2 separate regions of the Mus musculus genome follow, and region 1 is linked to region 2. Evidence: chromatin loops called from intact Hi-C (ENCODE). Cell type or tissue: heart. All regions are shown on one strand. Links, peaks and the distances in the headings refer to the core of each region. The heading gives the core; the rest is flanking DNA.

Region 1 (10,788 bases), core at 3,044-8,043, 1.3 Mb before region 2:
TTCAAAGCATTTGTTTTTGTGAAGCAAAGTCTGCATTTGAGCTGGTTAATAATCCCGGTTGTCTGCTATTTTGACAGGGATGGTATTTGGTATTTGAAATGCTGCATTTAATGGCTCTGTTCCGAGGAAATGAGAGACTCATTTGAAGGACCAAAGAGAGTCAAGAGTGATCCTACCTGACACAGTCAACTTTGCATATGAAAGGAAAGAAGGCTTTCCAGGAGAAGCTCAGAGAGCCAATGTTGCTTATCTTTCAAGTGCACTCTGGGTAGATCCCCAGTGTGTGCCATTTACCAACAAAATACTAAATAATGAAACAAGGTGCCCTTGGGGAGTCCAGACACCAGCATAGCCTCTTGGTGTTGCCAAGCCTAGGGAATTCCCAAGTGTTTTACATTCTGAATTCTTGCAAAGTAAGCTGATGAATTTGAAAGCACTTCTCATAGTAGTTTTGGAAAGTTGCAATGTTCTTTTTCTATTGTTCATGTGTTCATCATGTCCCTCCTTTGATCATTTTCTTTGAGCACAGAGAGGCAGAGAGACAGGTCTCTTATTTCTTAGCACAGGCATGAATCAAGAGAGCAAAGCAGTGGGCAGGAGATCAGAAGAGAGACGAACCTTACCACCCGTTTTACACTTTGAGTTTCCTTTTCTTGAATCCAGATGTATTTTGGAAGACAGCTGTGCAGTTTTATAACAAGACCATTGCCTCTAGTCCATTTTTTTAACAACTCCAATTTCTATCCCAGGTCTATTTTTCACAGCTATAACAGAGTGATTTTATGTGCCCTTCCCTGTGTTATGTGCCCTTCTGTACAGTTATTATATATTGCTCTATGCATTTCAAGGCCCTAGTGAGTTGGTTGGTCCTGGTCTTGTTCAGTTAAATCAGCCATCATCATATCCTTTAACTACTCTGTGTTCACACTACACACTCCCCACTAGGCAATCCTTCTCACTCCTTAATGCTCTTGGGGTGTTTACAAAGATTGCATAGGCCTCACTTCTTCTGGCAATCTCCTCATGAGTGTGTTCTCATAACAACTCGACCTTTGCAGCCAAATGGAGAAGTTTAAAAACTGTAATTCCACAGAGTCAAATTTAATATGTTGTTGAGGAAGCTGTACCTACTGTTCCACGTGCTCTTCCCTCTTTTTCTTTTTCTTGATCATAAATGGCTCTGCAGTGAACTTTGGGTAGAGAAAGATTCTACTTAAGATCATGGACGTGTCCTCTGAAGAGGTTTGTCACTTAAGAGAGCAATTTTTGGATCCTGAAGAAAAACCCATACTTCTTTATGTCCCTCTCTCCCTCTCCCTCTCCCTCTCCCTCTCCCTCTCCCTCTCCCTCTCCCTCTCCTTATCCCTCTCCCTCTCCCTCTCCCTTCCTCCCTCCCTCTTCCTCTCCCCCTCCCCCCTCACACACACACACACACACACACACACACACACACACACACACACACACACTCACTCTCACTATTTTTCTCTGTGGGAGAGAATTAACAGGCCTTGCTGTTCTGTGGTTCAACAACTCTTAATCGATGGCTCCTCCATGCTTTCCATCAGGTATATCTTGCTGAACAAAATCATGTGATGCCTCCTCTAAAGTATGTAAGAAATTTTTCTGAAGGGTTTCTCCACTGGTCTTCTACCTGCCCATATCTAATATCTTGCAAAAAAGACCATCACTCCTACTACACCTAACCTCTATTCTATGTCTACCTAAAACAGGGAGAATTTTGGCTACTTTTCTTTGTATCAGAATTTTAAATTTAAAGACATAGAGCAGATATTTAGGGGAGAGAGGAGAGATAGTGATAGATAGATAGATAGATAGATAGATAGATAGATAGATAGATAAGTGCCAGAATAGAAAGACATTCAACACTTAAATGACACAAATATGGATCCAGGGCAGAACATTAACTCTGATGTGGAGTGAATGACACTGAATGAAGACTTAGACAGTCCCTGGGAACAGGGTGGTATGGAGCCATTTCCCACAAATAATTCAGTACAGGATATTATGAGAGAGAGAGAGAGAGAGAGAGAGAGAGAGAGAGAGAGAGAGAGAGAGAGAGAGAGAGAGAGACAGAGAGAGAGAGACAGAGAGAGAGGCAGAGAGAGAGACAGAGAAACAGAGAGAGAGAGACAGAGAAACAGAGAGAGAGAGACAGAGAGAGACAGAGAGAGAGAGATTAATTGATGCTTCATTTTTCTCTTTCCTGTCTTATTTCTGTGTCTCTCTGTCTCATCTCTGTCTCTCTCTGTTGTCTCTGTCTCTCTGTCTCTGTCCCTGTCTCTCATTACTCTATCACAGCCTTATAGGACAGCCATGAACGTTTGGACACTTGCTTCTTGGGTGGTTCCTCCTAATTTACATGCTTGTAGAATTTTTAAAAATACTTCTGCAGCCAAATGGAGAAGTTTAAAAACTGCAATTCCACAGAGACAGATACTGGCTCTTTGTGATAGCCCACTGATCTAACTCCAATCAGGTTTCATTTGTGCTGCTATCTGCATTTCACTGTGACTCCCAGAGGTGGCAGCACTTCATCCTTTCCCTTCCAGGTTCCAGGAAGGGTGACAGTTTTCAGTATCCCTCCCAGAAACAGGGAGACAGAGTGAGGTGAGGAGTGAGGCCAGGGAAGGTGGAATAGAGAGAGACATATTTTTCTTTTATCCTCACTTTTACTTCTCCTTCCAGTCAACAACTCTCTGGCAGGCCAGATGGGTGAATGGCTAGAGGTCCCTGAAGGATGCTGGGACCTGCCAGGCAGAATGATGCTAGGACAGTCTTATGTACCACAGGCCTGATCCAGCAGCTGCAAGCTCCTCAAAAGTGTATGGAAGATAAAAGCAAATATGAGACCATTTTAATGTTTGAGCCTCATCCTAAACCCCTGTGCTGTAAATATTAGTCACCCACAATCTCCTATTTAGTCTGGCCTCTTATGTGCCACTGACTTAGCCTTGATAACTAGCAAGTGTAGCTGCTATGATGTTCTGCAGTAAGGCTCAGTAGTATTTAGACTTTACACATCGTTTTCATTCAGCCAACAGATTCTCATGGTTACAATGCTGCCACCATATGGTCTGTTAGGTATTCTAGCTTGCAAAACTGTTGATCCAACTCCTTCTATTCAGAGAAATTTCAGCCTAGTAAAGAGATCAGTTATGTGTGTGTACATGTGTGTGCAGTGACAATGTAGTACATCTAAGACATACATACAGAGAAGACAGTAGGATTCATTGCCAGGATTGGAGAAGCCACCGAAGGTGGTCAAGTGCAGCTTTCTTGAAGGAGGATGTGCCATTTGGTAGATACCCTAACAAGAGTGGGAAAGGTTGTTACAGCAGACATCAGGTTTGCAAAGGAGTAAAGACCTGTCAGCTGTGTGATTTGTCATTGGAAGGAAGTAACTAGCATCAGGGGAGTTACGGATGTTGAGATAGAAAAGACTGGGGAAAAATCATGAAGGGATGAAGAATAAATGTCTAAGTTTCCAGAAATGTACAACAGTCATCCTTTCTCCATGTTCTGAATAAAGCAACTTGCAGCCTTAGGATATTCAGCACAGATTTGCCCAGAGCTGCTTCCTTAGAACTCAAATGCTCATTCCTGTGCGAATAATCCATGAGGATCAGATGATAAAATGGTTGGAGAAGAGACCCTTAAGCTCAAAATTCACGGGACAAAAATGGAAACTGTTAGCTCAAAAGAACCCCCAATGGATGGCCTTCCTAAGAACAGCTCTATGATTGCTTAAGATTTGTAATGTTGGTAATGGAGGGGGAATGTGCATAGTAGCTAACAGTCACATTATAATTTATCTCTGAATATTCCAGTGTCAAAAATCCCTTTTAAACCCCTCCACTATCCTAAAAAGAAAAAAAAGAAACCAAGTAACTAATAACTATTCGATTCTAGGGTTTAATTCAAAGCTTATTTTCAAATCTTAAAATGACCAATCTCAAAAGCCCTTAAAGTATCGAGAATCAAACCTTATGTTTGCATTAGATTTAGTACCATAGATATATCTCTTTCTCTCTCTCTCTCTCTCTCTCTCTCTCTCTCTCTCTCTCTCTCTCTCTCTCTCTCCATGTTCTTCTTCTTTTTTAATAAATAACTTTTACAACAGTGTTTGCCTCCATGCATATATATATATATATATATATGTATGTATGTATGTATGTATGTATGTATGTATACACGACAGGTATGCATGGTGCTCACTGAGATCAGAAGAGGACAACAGATGGCTGAGAGAGAACCAAGTAGATGCTGTGAACAGGACCTGAGTCCTCCTCTACAAGGACAGCAAACACCCTTAATCACTCCAGCCCACACTTGCACATGCACCATTAATATTTTCCATCTATCAATGTAGTGACCTTTTCAGGACCACAGCATATGTTTTTGTTCTGTTTTGTTTTGTTTTGTTTTGTTTTGTTTTGTTTTGTTTTGTTTTGTGGTTTTGCTTTTCCTGACACTTCCTTTGCAGGTAGACTTGTATTCACATCAGTTATCAGGAAGGCTACATGGGTGGCTGTCCCAGCAATGCCAGGGAGCAGGTACACAATGTCAGTTGGCTACCTCGCTTTTTTTTTTTTTAGATCTTCCACTATAAATATTCTCCATACCAAGGGGCAGAGATTATAGTTCTTAACAATCTGTCCACCACAGGACCAAACCCACTGACTAAATATTTGTGTCTCTTGAATTTTACATGTAAAGGAATGAGTTTTCTTATGTAGTAAGATTGATATAAATTTGATGTAATATATGTGTTGCCGTCTCTTAGTAATCACAACAGTCCTACAAATCAGGACTCTGTCAGAGAAGCACCTGAGTAGCAGCAGGTCAAATAGAGTGGCCATATAGCAAGTAACAGAAGGCCAGGGGCTGTGTCTCCTCTCTTCTCATACTAGGTATTATGTTCTAGGTCAGTGATCCGTAATCTGTGCTTTGCAGCAAGGAGCCTTTCACAGGACTCACCTAAGACCAGCAGAAAACACATATTTACATCACAATTCATAACAGCAGCAAGATTACTGTTGTGAAGCAGTAACAAAAATAGTTTTATGGTTAGGGGGTCACTGCAACATGAGGAACTGTATTAAAGAGTCATAGCACTAGGAAGGGTGAGAATCACTGCTCTAAGCTGTCTGCATTCCCTACAGTCCATTCCCACTAGCAGTCTAGAGCAAATGCCCTTTTGCAAATTTGCTGTGCAGTTCATCACCACTAGAGGGGGAGCGAGGACCTTCAAAGTTAACATACTGCCTTTGCCACAAGTTTATCAGTTTATTGCAACTTAAGTCTCTCTCTCTCTCTCTCCCTCTCTCCCTCTCTCCCTCCCTCCCTCTCTCCCTCTCTCCCTCTCTCTCTTTCTCTCTCCCATACACACACACACCACCACCACCACCACCACCACCACCACCACCACCACCACCACCACCACCACTACCACCACCACCAAAACAATGAAAATGCCACTGTCTCCCAAATGTGTCCCTCTATTTTTGTATGTTAATGTAGTTTAAAGTATATTGCACAATAATTAACTATAAATAAAATGTAACAAGATTAAGGATACATATGAATACTAACAAACAGTTATATGAGCCCATGGTCCTTATTTATTCATTTACAGGTACAAGAGACTTACTGTTTTATAATATATACCATCAACCTTCCAGAATAAACCATGTGAAAAATGAAATTAATCATGGCTACTTTCCTCAAGCCTATATCTTACTGCTTAAACAAAAGGTTAAAAAATCATTGGGGAATATAAATTTAATTTCGGTTATATCATATTACTCTAAAATTAAGTTCTTTCCCCAAATAATTCTCCAAAGAATATGTCTTTACTTGATGTACCAGGCACTGCATTATATCTTTATCTTCCTTGAGTGAAACATGGTTATATTTAACCTACCCCTTTAAAACTCACTCCCAATGACTAATGCAGGCTAAAACTAATCTTCATACATTTTCACTGACTATGACCTACAAGATTAAATCCTACCTGGAGACAAACCTTGAAGCCCACATTTTAAAAACATAAAAGAATAGTGATGACTCATTTACTGTAGGGACAAAGCAGAATAGAGAAGTACAATCCTGTGAAAATAGGGATCCATAGAGTACTGGAAAGGATTTCTGCCTGTTCTAGCATTTGGAACTTGCCATCCACATATGTGTATATGTGTATATATATATGGGCATATACATATATATATAGGCAATATATGGGTATATATATATATATATATATATATATATATATATATATATATAGAGAGAGAGAGAGAGAGAGAGAGAGAGATAGGCTGGGGAGATGGCTCAATGAAGCAATGGCTCTGTTTTATTATTATTTTAAATACAGATGTGTAGAGAAAGAAGTCAGAAAGAAGTAGAGGATTTGTCTGACCTTAGGAGTAGTGACCATTTTGTCCTCCAGATGTGCAGATAGCCAAAATGTCTATAGACAAAGACGTGATGGTAGTCCGCAAAGGAAGCTGGGAAACATTCTTTCATCATTGGGAAATTATCATTCTTAACTCCCAGAGGATATAAAAAATGCAGGTCAGGGATGTTACAGCTGTTTTCAGCTGAGGAGAGTCTTTGTCAGAGGGTTTATGTCTGGTTCCATTGAAAAGGGTACCCTCTGGTCATGTAGTAAGGGGAAATCTTAACTTGATTGCCTATTACTGCCCTGTAATCCTGAAGAGACTTGGAAAATTATTATTAGTGGGCTCTAAGCAGATGACATGGTTACAGAGTACAACTAGGGGATTTTCTGGGAGGGTTCAGGATGGGGAGGAGCAGAGAGGAGAGAGTGAGCATAGAGTTGGTTTAGGGTGACTGTGACTGTCCCATGGCCACAACCATTGCACTAAAATGAGCTGGCAGAAGTAGCAGTGAGCTACAGAGCATCAAAAGGGAACAGAAGAAAATAGATGATCGATGTAAAGAATTGTATCTGGTCTGGGGATAAAGGGATGAAGGTCTCTTTTAGCCACTTTCTCCATAACATCTATAAGGTATTTAGGCCGATGGTTCAGGAACACATAGAGCTGTGGTGGAGTGAAAGCTATTGTGAAAGCTTGCTTAAAACATTTTGTTTGACTATATGATGGAGTCTAGTATGTAAAAGATTTACAAGACAGGGTGGAAACATAGGTGTTAGGATAATAATAAGTAAAGAGTGATCACGATGGGGAGCCAGAGGGGGAGGGAACCAGAGGCCCATACAAGGGAGAAGGCTTAGTGTTGAAAACTTTCTGCTCTGTGTCCTAAGCCCTATTTCAAATGAGTTATGATTTGTTAGCCTGGAAGCAGCAGATTCCTAGAGGAGAGCACAAATACCTTCCTAGAGGTCAGCTCTAGTCCTTTTTGGTCTTGGAGTACCACAGCAGTGAAAGAACCACACTTTCTGAAGGATGTTAAGCTGACCTGAACTGGTGATGCAGTGAGGTTACCTGATGCACAGAAGGCTTTGGTTCTGAGTCACTAAAACAATGGCCACAGTAGCAAGAAGATAGATGCAATGGGAGGTCCATGGCCCATTAGTCTCCTTTAGAGGTCACCAAAACTGCTTTTAGGGATTTGGCATGTCAGTGTCTCGGTAACTCCTTCAAAGCTTACAGAAGGGGGAAGAGAGGGTCTGCAGGTAGAGGTAGAGTTTCTCAGAAGAGGGCCCATCTAAGGAGCCATGATAAAACTTAAACAGTTGGCAAAGTTTCACCTTCTATACACTTATGTCAGGAAGTGTAACTGTACAATCTTGTGAGGAACATTAAAAGACAAGGTTGCATGGCAGCTTTTATATTAAGGTTAGCAGGAGTTAAATGCAATTGTATAACTCTCTGGACCGTGTACTAGAGTTTTATAAAAGGATAAGGCAAAATTAACTGTTCCTTTACATTAGAGTTCCACATAATCTTTCATAGCCAATTTTTTATATATATGATTTTGAATATTATCTTACTTTAACTAAACTTTAAGTTTACTTAAACTTGCTTTAAATGACTTGCTTTAGGCTCAATTTTGACAACAATGCATAATATTTCTTATACTTTGGAAGATAAAAGTTGGTCTGTTCCTCCAAGCTTGTCTCTGGAAATGAATTATATTTGTACTGAGCATGAATGACCACAAACTTGTATATTTTAATTTATCTTTAACAGTTTAAAACAAATTGGTTTCTTTTTCCTTTCCTTTCCTTTCCTTTCCTTTCCTTTCCTTTCCTTTCCTTTCCTTTCCTTTCCTTTCCTTTCCTTTCCTTTCCTTTCCTCTCCTCTCCTCTCCTCTCCTCTCCTCTCCTCTCCTCTCCTCTCCTCTCCTCTCCTCTCCTCTCCTCTCCTCTCCTCTCCTCTCCTCTCCTCTCCTCTCCTCTCCTCTTTTTTCCTTTTCTTTTTCTATTGTTTTTTTGAGACAGGATTTCTCTGTATAGCTCTGGCTGTCCTGGAACTCACTCTGTAGACCAGGCTGGTCTCGAACTCAGAAATCCACCTGCCTCTGCCTCCCAAGTGCTGGGATTAAAAGCGTGCAAAAGCGTGCACCACCACTGTCCAGCAAAAGTTGGTTTCTTTGATGAGATTAGGATTTTGTGCTTTTATCCCTGTTAAATTTGTGTCTTAATAATTCACAATTTTGAATTAACAATCTGTTAGTATCAAAATAAATTCCAAATCATAAATACGGTCCACAGAAAGAGTAGGAGCCTCATTTTTGAGATCTTTTTACAATATACTTTTACAAAAACTATTACAGATTTTTTTTTATTACTCACTTTCTCCAAGTTAAATCTCTATAAAAACAGCAAAGAGAACATTGGGAATTTATAAACATTAATCATCAAATATATGTTACACAGACCTTGTTCATGGTTTTCTGCTCATTTGTTATTTATCATTCTCTGGACCAATATGATCATACTATATGCTAATCTAAAGTATCTTGAAGGTGTGCTGCTACCCCTATAATATAGGGAACATAAAATAAGCCATTATGGAGACCTGATGTTGCCTCTTTAGTTAAAAAAGGGGGGAAGACGATAGTAATTAGAGGAACACCATGTGATAGTCTTAACCAAGATGTCAGTAAAGTCACATGGCATGCTTCTATCCTGATGTCACCAGGCAAGAGGGTGGCAAGCCACATGGCTACTAGGTCATGATCCAAGATAACAAACCATGTATCTCAAAAGTCAGCACATCCAGCAAATTCCCTTTTCTGGAAAGACAGGTGAATCAGTCTTACAAACATGGATTATTATAGCAAATTAAAATTATCTACAATTTTTTTTTAAAATCACACTCAATGAAGTTACAAATCCAAACAAAAAACAAAAAAACAAAACAACAACAACAACAACAAAAACCAAAAACCCAGAAAGTTAAAATTTTGACAAATGCTTTAGAGACAGCAAACAAAAACAAGAAAAAAGTGGAGGAAATTTAGAGAGTTAAACAGCTTGTCTTTTGTAACCTCTGTATGAAATAGGTTACTTCTTAGTTGTTTTCCACTGCAAAAATATCTTTCCCAGGGTGATTCTGATTTTCTGCATTTTTGCCCGTTGTGAAGTCAGGTGGCTGGCTTCTGGTCTCAGGATAGAGACTTTGGAGGAGTCTTTGAAACAAGCATGTTTGGGTCTGGGACAAATTGACCAAATTCCACCTTCAGAGTTAGCCTTCTCAATAAAGTAGGATAGCATAAAACAATGTTTTAATATCATTCTTACCCCAAAGGCATTTGAATCTCTTTAAGACTGAACCCAGTGATCTACATACCCATAACAATTTATGTGTATCTATAGATGAGAGCAGAGAATCTGTAATGCTTTAGCCTACAAAGTGGGATGCTGCCCTTATATAGGGACAGAAGTGATTTCCATAGTCAACTGCAAAAGCTGGGAAATGTAATCTCTCAGCAGAAAGCCACTGGAATCAGGGATCACCTCGTAAAACTGCTTTTACCAGTTTGAGTACTTGAGATGGAGTTCACAGAACCCACATATAGCAGGATGTACAGTGTGAGGATCTGTAGTCTCAGACTTCCTATGAAGAGACAGGAGGAACAGAAAGAAGAGACCCTTAAACCTCTTGAGCCAGGTAGCCTGAAATATGCAGTGAAGAGACTGCATCTCCCTTCCAAATACAAATCAGCTCTGACCCTGTGCACCTTGTAAAATCAGACAGGATAGAAAGAGTCAAGGTGTTATGGTCATAGACTTAACCCTGACTCAAACAAGATGGAAGATGCAGATCAACAACTGAATTTACCCTATGATCCCTATACATAGGCCATGGTATGAGTGAGCCCACATTCACATACATGAATATGTACATATACATATATGGACACACATATATACAAACATTATACATACCCATGCCTTAAAGTATATTTTTAAAGTAATTGAAAATAGGAACTGAAGAGATAGCTCAGCAGGTAAGAATCGATAGTGCTTCTGCACTGGACCCAAGTACAGTTGTCAGTGCCCACTTCAGATGGGTCACAAATGCCTGTAACTGCAGCCTCATGGGGACGGAATGCCTCTGACCTCTGTGGACACCTACACTCACGTGAACTGACCCACAGACATACAGAAACCCATACACATAATTAAAAATAATATAAACAAATCTTTAAAAAGATGAAAACAACAGAAATTAGGATAAAGAAGTCTAAGATGGAAATAAAAACATCAAGCTGCCTTTGTATTAATGATAAAAAGACATGGTAATAATTAATTATGTTCAAATTTCCACT
Region 2 (10,788 bases), core at 2,792-7,791:
CCCCAGCTCCTGCTGTTAGAGGTCCCACATGAGGACCAAGCTGTCCATCTGTTACATATATTACCACAGAGATGTCTAGCCAGCATTTTATTAAATAAATAAAATTGTATAGTATCTGCACTTGTGTGCAAATAACAGTCGGTTAATCAACTAACATACATGGTGCTCTCTAAGGATACTGGTAACAGATGTTATAATTCAGTTGTGGAATTAACAAAGAATTTCCAGTCTCATCTTTATTCTAGAAGTCAAGGCCAGTTCTCTGGCACTGGATAAACTTGGGAGGAAATGTCGGGGGGGGGGGGGGGGAGGACATGGCCAGTTTAGACCGACTGAGGATAAGACCAGACAGTCACATGGCTGTCCTTTGGCACACAGTCTTGTGTAGAACAGAGAGAGGGGAAGTCCCCAATGCCTGAGGCTTTACTGAGTGCACAGCCTTCTACAGGCCACCTTTGACTGATCCCTCTTCCTCTATGCAAACCACCACAAGGCAGATCTTCTTTCTTTTATTCTTTGAGGTCGTAACATAACTACATCATCTCCCGCTTCAGTGTCCTCTCTCCAAACCATTCCATATACCTTTCCTTGCTCTCTTACAAATTCATGGCCTCTCTGTTCACTAATTGCTACATGCCCCAAGACAAATCCTGATGCTTTCGAGTGAGGCAACTAGGAAGCCCTTGCCAACTGACCCAGAGCTCCGGTTAGAACCTGAATTGATAACCCGCAGGACATACATGTGGCCAATGAAGTTCTAAATCATCTGGATTCTCCACTGGGAATGCTTCTCTTGCTTTCTGAGGCCCTCAAAAGAATGATTCTTCCAGGTGAACGATTTAATATTCAACATGCTACAACATAATTCTGGCAGCTTTCTGATTCCAAGGGAGAGAGAGTATTACTGAGACCTTCCTATTCTTAACCTCCTGGAGGCTCAATATGAGGCCACTGAGGAGTACTTTGCTGTCGAAAAGGAAAAATCATAAAAACGTTGTTTGAGAAATAACCATCGCTTGTGTTGGTTTAATGATGGCCTCTGGCCATAGGGCTTTTTAAGGACTTAACTTCTGAATAATAATTAATAGGTTGTATCATTAATGTGGTCATGGTGTTTCGACAATAGGTTCAAAATACTCAAAGAAACTATGGCCTCGGCACCCTTTAGTCCAATAATCTAGTGATCCATTGATTGAAACATACTTGCAAATTTTAAATTGTATTTAAAGAAAAATGCCAAAAGTGAAAAGACTGTAGCTTGCATGCAAGATCACCTCTGGGGGGCCCCATGCCAGGCCCTCTCCATCATCACAGGCTCCTGAAAAGCTGCCACAGAGCTGCCCTTACTGTAATGTTGAGTTCATCCAGTCAGGTGGAGAATCCAGTAGTCTGCAGACGATCACGTACTCTGAAGTCCCAGCCAGCATGAGCGTACAGACACAGGCAGGACACACCCTAACTGTGTGGCTGATTCTGGAGTAGTTCTGATAACCCAGGCACAGAGAGACAGCTGTTGGCCCAGCTGTGGAGGCACAGCCACAAGCAGACAAGAATAGGGCAGACACATGAAGCGAGGCTGCGGTGGGCTCACGTAAAAGGCCTGTCCATTGCGTTGGCTCCTAGAAATTCTCTCCACACCTTCTAGTCAGCAAGTCAATTGAGACTCTGTGTCCATCTATGAGTGTTAGGATTACCAAGAGTCCATTATTCCTACTCTAATTTCTGCCTGTAGCATGCAGGGATGTAATGAAGTAGATGGTGCGGAACAATTTGGTTAAATAAGTGGATAAAATATATATTTCTATGAAAACAGTATAGAAAAAAAGAATGAAAATAAAATTGAAGGCTAGAAGAGTGGCTCAGTCCTAGAACTCAAGACTCCAGTACCATCTACAACATAGCAACACAATAATAGTTACCATTAATAATGTTTATATAATATTATTTTTGTAATAATTTTGTAGTTGAAAGAAAGTTTTTCTTCCAAAAGATGTGTCTGAAACAGCTTTTTTAAAGTAAAAAAAAAAAAAACATATCAATTGAGATTAAATCATAAGCCTGAAGAGATGTCTCAGCAGTCCAGAGCACATTTTGTTCTCCCAGGAGACCCAAGTTCAGCTCCTGGCACTCATGTTTGGACTTCATAGCCACCTGTAACTCTAACTTTAGGGAGTATATTTCTGGCCTCTGAAGGTACCTGCACACATGTAGCATACATTTACATACACATATATACATATACGTGTCCATATATACACACATAGAAATGTCTTTTTTTAAGTGATGATAGCTCTACTATAAAATCAAAGATCTCCTAGATATTAGACAGCTTTTAACTTCTGCCATCATTAAGAACCTTAAAGAGAGGCTGGAGAGATGGCTCAGTGGTTAAGACCACTGGCTGTTGCTCTTCCAGAGGTCCTGAGTTCAATTTCCAGTAACCACATGGTGGCTCACAACCATCTGTAATGGGATCTGACACCCTCTTCTGGCCTGCAAGTGTACGTGCAGATGGAGTACCCTACCCATAAAATAAATTAATAAGACTTTTTTAAAAAAAGAAAAGAACCTTAAATAAAGCAACAATCTCCTAATAAGCAAGGATTCATTTCGGTTTCCTACTTTTAATGCTGGAATTAGATAAAAATAAATATATGCTCATTTGGTTTTGAGTGATGTCTGTCTGTCTGTCTGTCTGTCTGTCTGTCTGTTGTGTGTAGAGGTAAAGACAGAAAGAGGGGGAGATCAACAGAGCCAAAGGAAAATGAAGGGTATGTGGAGATTGCATCAACAGCAGTTAAACTTAAATGGGACAATGTAAGACTGCTTACTGGACTGCCTTTCAACTCTCAAGAGGTCTTACTGCTTTGATAAAAATCTCTCAGTCCAAGCAAGTAACAAATAATTCAGTTTGTGTCGGTCTTAACACGTTAGAGTTGCCAACGGCTTTGTCTTCACCGTAATCATAATTGTCCATGAACCACAGAGACCTAGAGCAAGCACCTCGGTCACAGCAGAAACCATAAACTTCCATCCAATGAGCCCAGCATTTGTTCAGAATATGTGGCACGATTAGGACATTGACATGAATGACACTGGGAAGTTCCTTCTCTCCTGGAACACTGAGCCATCAGAAAAAGATACATTAAACACGACAGGAAACTATAGAAGCTTTATGAGAGTGGATACAAGAGGAGTTGTAGCCTAGACCAAGGGAGTTCAGCATGGACACTCATGCTCAAGCTGGAGTCGAAAGGTTTCCAGAGTGAAGGCTGAACAACTCTTACTCAAAACAAATAGATGATGATGATGGATAGGTAGATAGGTAGATAGGTAGATAGATAGATAGATAGATAGATAGATAGATAGATAGATAGATAGATAGATAGATAGATAGATAATAGGTAGATATACAGACAGACAGATAATAGATAGATGATAGATAGATAGATAGATAGATAGATAGATAGATAGATAGATAGATAGATAGATAGATAGATAGATAGATAGACAAAATAAGATTGAATTAAGCCTGCCTTGTGGCCCCATTTAATAGTCTCAGGTTTAGAGGAGGGCCAACATGTCCCCTCCCCTTTCCCTAAATGAGATGAGGATTGAGGCATCTGTGGCTTGAGAGAGGCAGAACTTCTTGCTATCGCTTGAGGACAGGGGCCAGGGCCCCCTGGCATACTCTACTTGAGGACAGTGGCTTGGAAACTCCAAGCCTATGATGTCAAGTTCATTCAGAGACAGGGTTCTCAGCCGTGAGAAAGAAATCACTAGCAACGAAGAGGTCTTGATGAAAGAGACTCCTGAGACCTAGTCCCAAGGTTTCTGATTCAGCTGGTCATGGGGCAGAGATGGGAATCTGCCGTCCTGACAGCTTGCCAGATGACAAGGGCGTTCAGGCAACCCATTCCTAAGAAGAGTGCAGTTGAATACTTGACTGATAGGAATATAGACAGTTAAAACACTAGGAAGGCAAGGTTGAAATAATTAGAATCGGTTCTTATCACTACAGACGCCTGTGACCTGGAGACTGTGGGTGTCTCAGCCAGGTACTTTTCATCCAAGAGATCACAATGCATGAATGGGGTAAGGGCAGGAAGTGTGGAAATCATTTCTCACCCTCTTCTGTGAATGGCAGAAAAGCCTCCTGTCCTAACCTAAGCAAATACATTCAGTTCATTAGATTTTGAGACCTTTTTTCCTTTAAGTTGCACAAGTAGAATTCCCTGTTTTCTTTCAAATTTCCCTACCATTCTCCTCAATAGCTCATCAATTACCAGTTGATATTGTCAATTACCAATTATATTTTTCTATAGGAGCAAACTAATTGGTAGTTAATATTGATAAAGATTCATGTATGACCTTAGAATATATCAGGTGTATTAAAGTACATATTAAATCTACTACTTACAATTATTTTTCTCCTTGCTTTTCTGTAGATGGCTAATATTTTTTAGAGTTGATTTGTATGTGTCAAAGTAACTAGATAGAAGTTCCCTAACTCAGTGATGTGCCTCATTTTCTATAAAAGAAACATCATTCTGATACCATCATAAAGACATACAGTGGACATCAACATCTTTTGCTTTTGCTTTCTCTGTGTAGCCTTGGTTCTCTTGGAACTCACTCTGTAGACCAGGCTGGCCTTGAACTCAGAGATCTTCCTGCCTCTGCCTCCCAAGTGCTGGGATTAAAGGTGTGCACCACCATTGCCCGGCATCTGGACATTAATATTCTTATACAAATCTTGAATGCTATTTCAGGGAAGCAAAGCTTAGAACCACATGTAGAAAATGGTATGCATTCAACTGTCACATATGAGATATGGTGCACACAGGAAAGCCAGGTATTGAATCCAAATCTATCTGCCTGCCTGCCTCTCTCTCTCTCTCTCTCTCTCTCTCTCTCTATCTATCTATCTATCTCTCTCTCTATCTATCTCACACACACACACACATACACACACACACATTCTGCTGAATCTAAAAATATGCCAACGTTAAGCCACTTCTCACCTACAACAATGGCAGTTTCATATAGTTCATCTTTTTGTTATCATGGAAAAGGGAGAGGGTTGACCAACTTCACCTTTCCCACAACTAAACTGCCTAACTTCCTAAGTCTGATTTTTAAAAAGTGACACTTTTATGTCATTTGACATTTCTTCTGTGATGTTTTTCTCTATTCATTTTCGTTGAAGTATTGCCATAATGTCATGCGGATCATGATTTTGGTGTCCAAGGTTCAAAGCACAGAAAACAGTTCGCTATCCACCAACTGTCCTCTTCTGCTCTTCCCAGGGCTGTGTCTGCAAAGGCAAAGGACAATGCCTCTGCGCGGGGACCAAAGGGGAGAAGGTAAGAAGAGAACTTCTCGCCGCCTCTTCACAGATGCCTGAGTCGGTCACACTTCGCCCTTCTGTAGTGGAGATCATCATCCAGTCCCCTAAATCCACCTTTAAAGTAATTGTATATAAACATTAACCTTAAACAATGTTGAAAGCTCCTCCGGCTACCTTGTGTAAATACTGGCAGCCAGACTGTAACTCTCTTGGCTGAATAAGTAGCAAGTTGGCAGAAAAAGAACATTTCTATGAAAGCCTCCCTAGCATACTCTATATTTATAATGTTGCTAAACATGAGAGAAGAAATTAAAACAACTTGATTCTCTCGCTTCGATGTAAACATTGAAACCCGCAACGCTGTGCCGCTGCACTGGAACAAGACCGCCCCCTGGTGGCGAAATTGGCAGCAGCCCTGTTGAAACAAAAATTCAAAGCTCCATTGCAGAATTCAAGGAAAAAGAAGGCTGTGAAATCTCATCAGTTCGCTCCATTAACTCACAATTTATGACAATTAAGGCAGAGGCAGAGCTAAAGTATTTTTTTGTTTACAAACCTCTTCTTCCTCGGAGGTATTAATTAATCGTTCAACAATATGAAAAGTAACTCTTAAAATTACTTCAAAGAAAGCACATTTTGAGCTATCTAAATAAGACATTTATATATATATATACATATATATATATATACTTATAGGATAATTTCAATACTTATTTTATCTATAGGTAATATATGTATAACTCACTTGCACTAGGGTCCGCCCCTCTCCACCTAAGCTGTGAATGAATGTAGCATGTTCATATTTACTCTGGAATGTCTCTCTTTGTACTTGAACTTGTATCCAGGCATATGTTGAGTCCCAGTTGTATGCATGATCCAATTTAAAACATGAGAGTAACTAAATGGTAAGAAAGCTCTAGTAAATCTCTTTATTTTCTGTTTATTGGCTGTGCTTGACTTATATAAGCGTAAAGTAGCAGACTTCTGATCTTTTCTGTTGGTTTATTATTTATTATCTGTCTGTCTATCTATCTATCCATCCTTCTTATCTGTTTACCTATCTATTTATTTATTGTACTTGCCCACTGTAACAAACTTGATCAAACTAACTAATGGCCTTGAGTGTTGAGGATTGTTTCCAGTATTCTGGTTCAAGAGGATGTTTTTTGTTGGTGAAACTCTATTTCACTCACTTCTACCAGGCGCTTCCCCACAGCATCATCTACGGTCATTCCGCTCAGACTTTCTGCTATGTTGCCCTTGGTGCCTCTCCTGAAACTCCTATGAAAACAGCTGGTTGAGGGACTCATTCCCTTATAACAAGAACGCTTTTGAGTCCACGCCTCCATGGTATTCTATTTTCCTTCCATCATTACTAAAATCTCAAAATACAGCTTACTCCTCATCCTCACCATCTCTATCCTTCAATAAACACATTCCACTAATCTTAACTTTCTATCAAAACTGCTCTTTCAATTCTCGGTCCCTGTCCTTCTAACATCTATCCTGAGTAGGTCTACTGTCTGGCAAAAGTCTCTAAAGGATATGGGCATCACTCTGAAACCTATGGACATATATTAGTAGACAGTGGCTACCCTTGGAGCTGAGTGCTAACTAGTGACCCCTTGATGCAAGGGAAGAGCATCATTGAAAGGAGAAGGCTGTGCTGTGGTAGTGAGTGGTGCTGGATAACTGCCGCTTAATTCTGGATTCTTTTTGGTTTTAACAGGGGGAGAAAGGGGTTCCTGGTTCCCCTGGATTTCCTGGCCAGAAAGGATTTCCAGGTCCTGAAGGCTTGCCTGGACCACAGGGACCCAAGGTATGTGGGCCTGCAAGCTTGACAAACCCTCTGTCCACCTAACCCATCTCCATGCCCACCACATAGGCCACTGAGACCGTACAGAGAATCTCCCATCTGGCAGATATAAAACAAATTCTTGGTTTCCTGTCCTAGCTAAGCATTCACCCAGCTCACCCACCCAGGCCCTGTGTAGTTTCTGCCTAGGAGTCTATCCAAACACCTCTTACATGGGGGGGGGGGGGGAGGCGGTCTTTTGCCCTTTCACCTCTGCCCTTTACACTCCCCCACCCCGGTCTTGGAACCCCTTTGGTGTTGGCTTACCTATCTTAGTGTTGAAACATACAAGGTTTGCTGGCACACAACTCCATCTAGATTTTTTAGGTCCCCAAACCAAAGGATTTTCATCCTCTCCTTGTCTTTTCTTTTCATCGGGTTCTTGAAAGAGTAGTTCGTGTGATACCTGTGGCTCTCCTGCTTCTCTCCCCTCAGCCAGAGCCACTTTGCCTTTGGCTTTCTTCCCTGAAAACAATCCTGCGAACTTCACTGGTGACCTCCAAATGACCACTGTGAAGTGTGCTTTGGGGTCCTTACCTGATATAAACCTCTGCTTTACTTCAGATTGTGTGGATCTGTCTGCCTTTGTTTTTGGAAGTCCCCTATCCCTGATTCTATTCCTGTCTCCCCATCCACCCATTCCTTTGTGGGGTCTGTTGAGCACCGGGCAACTATGGTTTATAGCAGGGCCTGCCGGGCTCCACAAGAGGATTTACTAAATAACTGTGAACCACTAGGTCGGCATACTGTTCCTTCCAACTGGGGACATTAGCTAGCCAGACACCTGGGCTGTCAGGCACACAAACTCACTCCCCTGACTACTGACCTCCAACAAGCTGTGAACTAATAAGCTATAAAAAATAATTATAATTGATCTCTGTGGAGTCTTTTAAAATCCCATGCTGTATTGACATGCACATTAGAATAATACACACAACACTTAAACGATGTATTTTCTACCTGCCAAGCGCTGGCCCAGTCATCCTTCCCTGCTTTTCATTTTCTCCTCACTTCGGCCCCACGATGCCAGTACACAGAACTCAAGAGGACCTTTGTGTTTAACACTTTATTGTAAAGGATGCACATGAACAGACAGGCAAGGTCACAGGATGCACTGAAGGTGCTCTGGCAGACACCTCCATCCCCTGGAACTGAAGCACCTCACTCTCCAGGCACATACATACCCATCAGCCCAAAGCTCTCTGCAATCACCTTAAGGCTGGAATGCTTGCAGAGCTTTCCTCTAGGAAACAGGATCCATTCCTAAGCCGGCCTCTGCTCCCCCTGCTCCTTAGACAATGGGGTTGCGGCTGGAGTTTTAAGCTTCTGGGGGGGGGGGAGTGACCAGCTCCCCACCCCAGCCAAGAGCCCATCAAAAACCCCTTCATCAACAGGCGGTGGTGGTGAATGCCTTTAATCCCAGCACTTGGGAGGCAGAGGCAGGCAGATTTCTGAGTTCAAGGCCAGCCTGGTCTACAAAGTGAATTCCAGGACAGCCAGGGCTATACAGAGAAACCCTGTCTCGAAAAACGAAACAAAACAAAACAAACAAAAAAAAAACAAAAAACAAAAAAACAATGTGTCTCTTGGTGTGATGAGGGATTCCAAGGGATTTGGGAACTCTATAGGAGTCAAATATTCGGGCGAGAGAAAATCTTTGTGCCCTTATCTCTCTGGAAGAGTGAAGGCGCTTAGGGGGAATAAATGAAGCTCTGAAGACAGAACCAAGAATCTGTTTGCTACACCACAGTAACTAAACGTATACTTGGGGTTTGCGAAACAAGTCTGATTCCCTGGCATTCTCCATCTTTATCTCACCCATGGCAGGGCCCTTCTCTCCTTCTCTTCTTCTGATGCTAGGATAGGGAGATGGCACAGGCATGAAGGCCTGAGTTCAGATCCCAAGCACCTGTGTGAAAATCAGGCACAGCACTGAGCCTCTGCAACCCCTGGGATGGGAGCAGGGAGACAGACAAGTCCTGGAGCTCATGGCTGGCCAGCCTGAGTCAATAAACTCCTAATTCAGTAAAAGACTCTGAAAACATAAGGTGGAGAGCGATAGAGGGAGACACCCTGCCGCCAAATCTGGCTTCCACATGCACACATGTATAAAACACACACACACAACACTGTGCACACTTTTAAAACTCAGATTGTGGGCTGAGTCTGAATTTTCCGTTGACTACTTTGAAGAATTGGGCTTTACTTCACTGGTAATGGATCTCTGGCATGGGAAACCTGCAGGTAGATTAACTGAGAACTCTTTATTATTATTATTATTATTATTATTATTATTATTATTATTATTATTATTATTAGACATTTTCTTTATTTACATTTCAAATGCTATCCCAAAAGTTCCCTATACCCTCCCCCTGCCCTGCTCCCCTACCCACCCACTCCCACTTCTTGGCCCTGGCGTTCCCCTGTACTGGGGCATATAAAGTTTGTAAGACCAAGGGCCTCTCTTCCCAATGATGGCCGACTAGGCCATCTTCTGCTACATATGCAGCTAGAGACATGAGATCTGGGTATACTGGTTAGTTCATATTGATGTTCCACTTATAGGGTTGCAGATCCCTTTAGCTCCTTGGGTGCTTTCTCTAGCTCCTCCATTGGGGGCCCTGTGTTCCATCCAATAGATGACTGTGAGCATCTACTTCCGTATTTGCCATGCACTGGCATAGTCTCAAACAAGACAGCTATATCAGGGTCCTTTCAGCAAAATCTTGCTGGTGTATGCAATAGTGTCTGCGTTTGGTGGCTGATTATGGGATGGATCCCTGGGTGGGGTAGTCTCTGGATGGTCCATCCTTTCGACTCAGCTCCAAACTTTGTCTCTATTACTCCTTCCATGGGTATTTTATTCCCTATTCTAAAGAGGAATGAAGTATCCACACATTGGTCTTCCTTCTTCTTGATTTTCTTGTGTTTTGCAAATTGTATCTTGGATATTCTAAGTTTCTTGGCTAATATCCACTTATCAGTGAGTGCATATCAAGTGACTTCTTTTGTGATTGGGCTACCTCACTCAGGATGATATCCTCCAGATACATCTATTTGCCCAAGAATTTCATAAATTGATTGTTTTTAATAGCAGAGTAGTACTCCATTGTGTAAATGTACCACATTTTCTGTATCCATTCCTCTGTTGAGGGACATCTGGGTTCTTTCCAGCTTCTGGCTATTATAAATAAGGCTGCTGTGAACATAGTGGAGCATGTATTCTTATTACCAGTTAGAACATCTTCTGGATATATGCCCAGGAGAGGTATTGCTGGATCTTCCGGTAGAACAATGTCCAATTTTCTGAGGAACCGCCAGATTGACTTCCAGAGTGGTTGTACAAGCTTGCAATCCCACCAGCAATGGAGGAGTGTTCCTCTTTCTCCACATCCTTGCCAGCATCTGCTGTCACCTGAATTTTTGATCTTAGCCATTCTGACTGGTGTGAGGTGGAATCTCAAGGTTGTTTTGATTTGCATTTCCCTGATGATTAAGGATGTTGAACATTATTTTACTTTTAAGACAGGGTTTCTCTGTGTAGTCCAGATTGGCCTTGAACTCACAGAGATCTGCCTGC

The links. Hi-C counts contacts between places; a loop is a spot of excess contacts. Peaks named below come from ENCODE experiments on the same cell type or tissue, not always from the same donor. Only the 100,000 strongest peaks of a DNase experiment are listed, where the experiment ranks them.
Region 1: it touches region 2 in a loop (25-fold over the local background); 16 of 42 quality-filtered maps call a loop at or near these places.

The regions. Positions count from the first base shown.
Region 1 is chr1:81,305,055-81,315,842 of GRCm38, forward strand. The region is part of intron 6 of Nyap2 (neuronal tyrosine-phophorylated phosphoinositide 3-kinase adaptor 2); the gene reads left to right. Among named protein-coding and RNA genes, the nearest start is that of Nyap2, 230 kb to the left of the region's middle. In heart, for the core only: a CTCF peak has its summit at 5,231; no DNase peak of the experiment used is centred there.
Region 2 is chr1:82,636,130-82,646,917 of GRCm38, forward strand. It overlaps Col4a3 (collagen, type IV, alpha 3), which reads left to right. Exons shown (of 52, transcript NM_007734.2): 2 at 5,310-5,366; 3 at 7,080-7,169. Among named protein-coding and RNA genes, the nearest start is that of Col4a3, 55 kb to the left of the region's middle. In heart, for the core only: no CTCF peak of the experiment used is centred there; no DNase peak of the experiment used is centred there; H3K4me3 peaks cover 442 bases; H3K27me3 peaks cover 403 bases.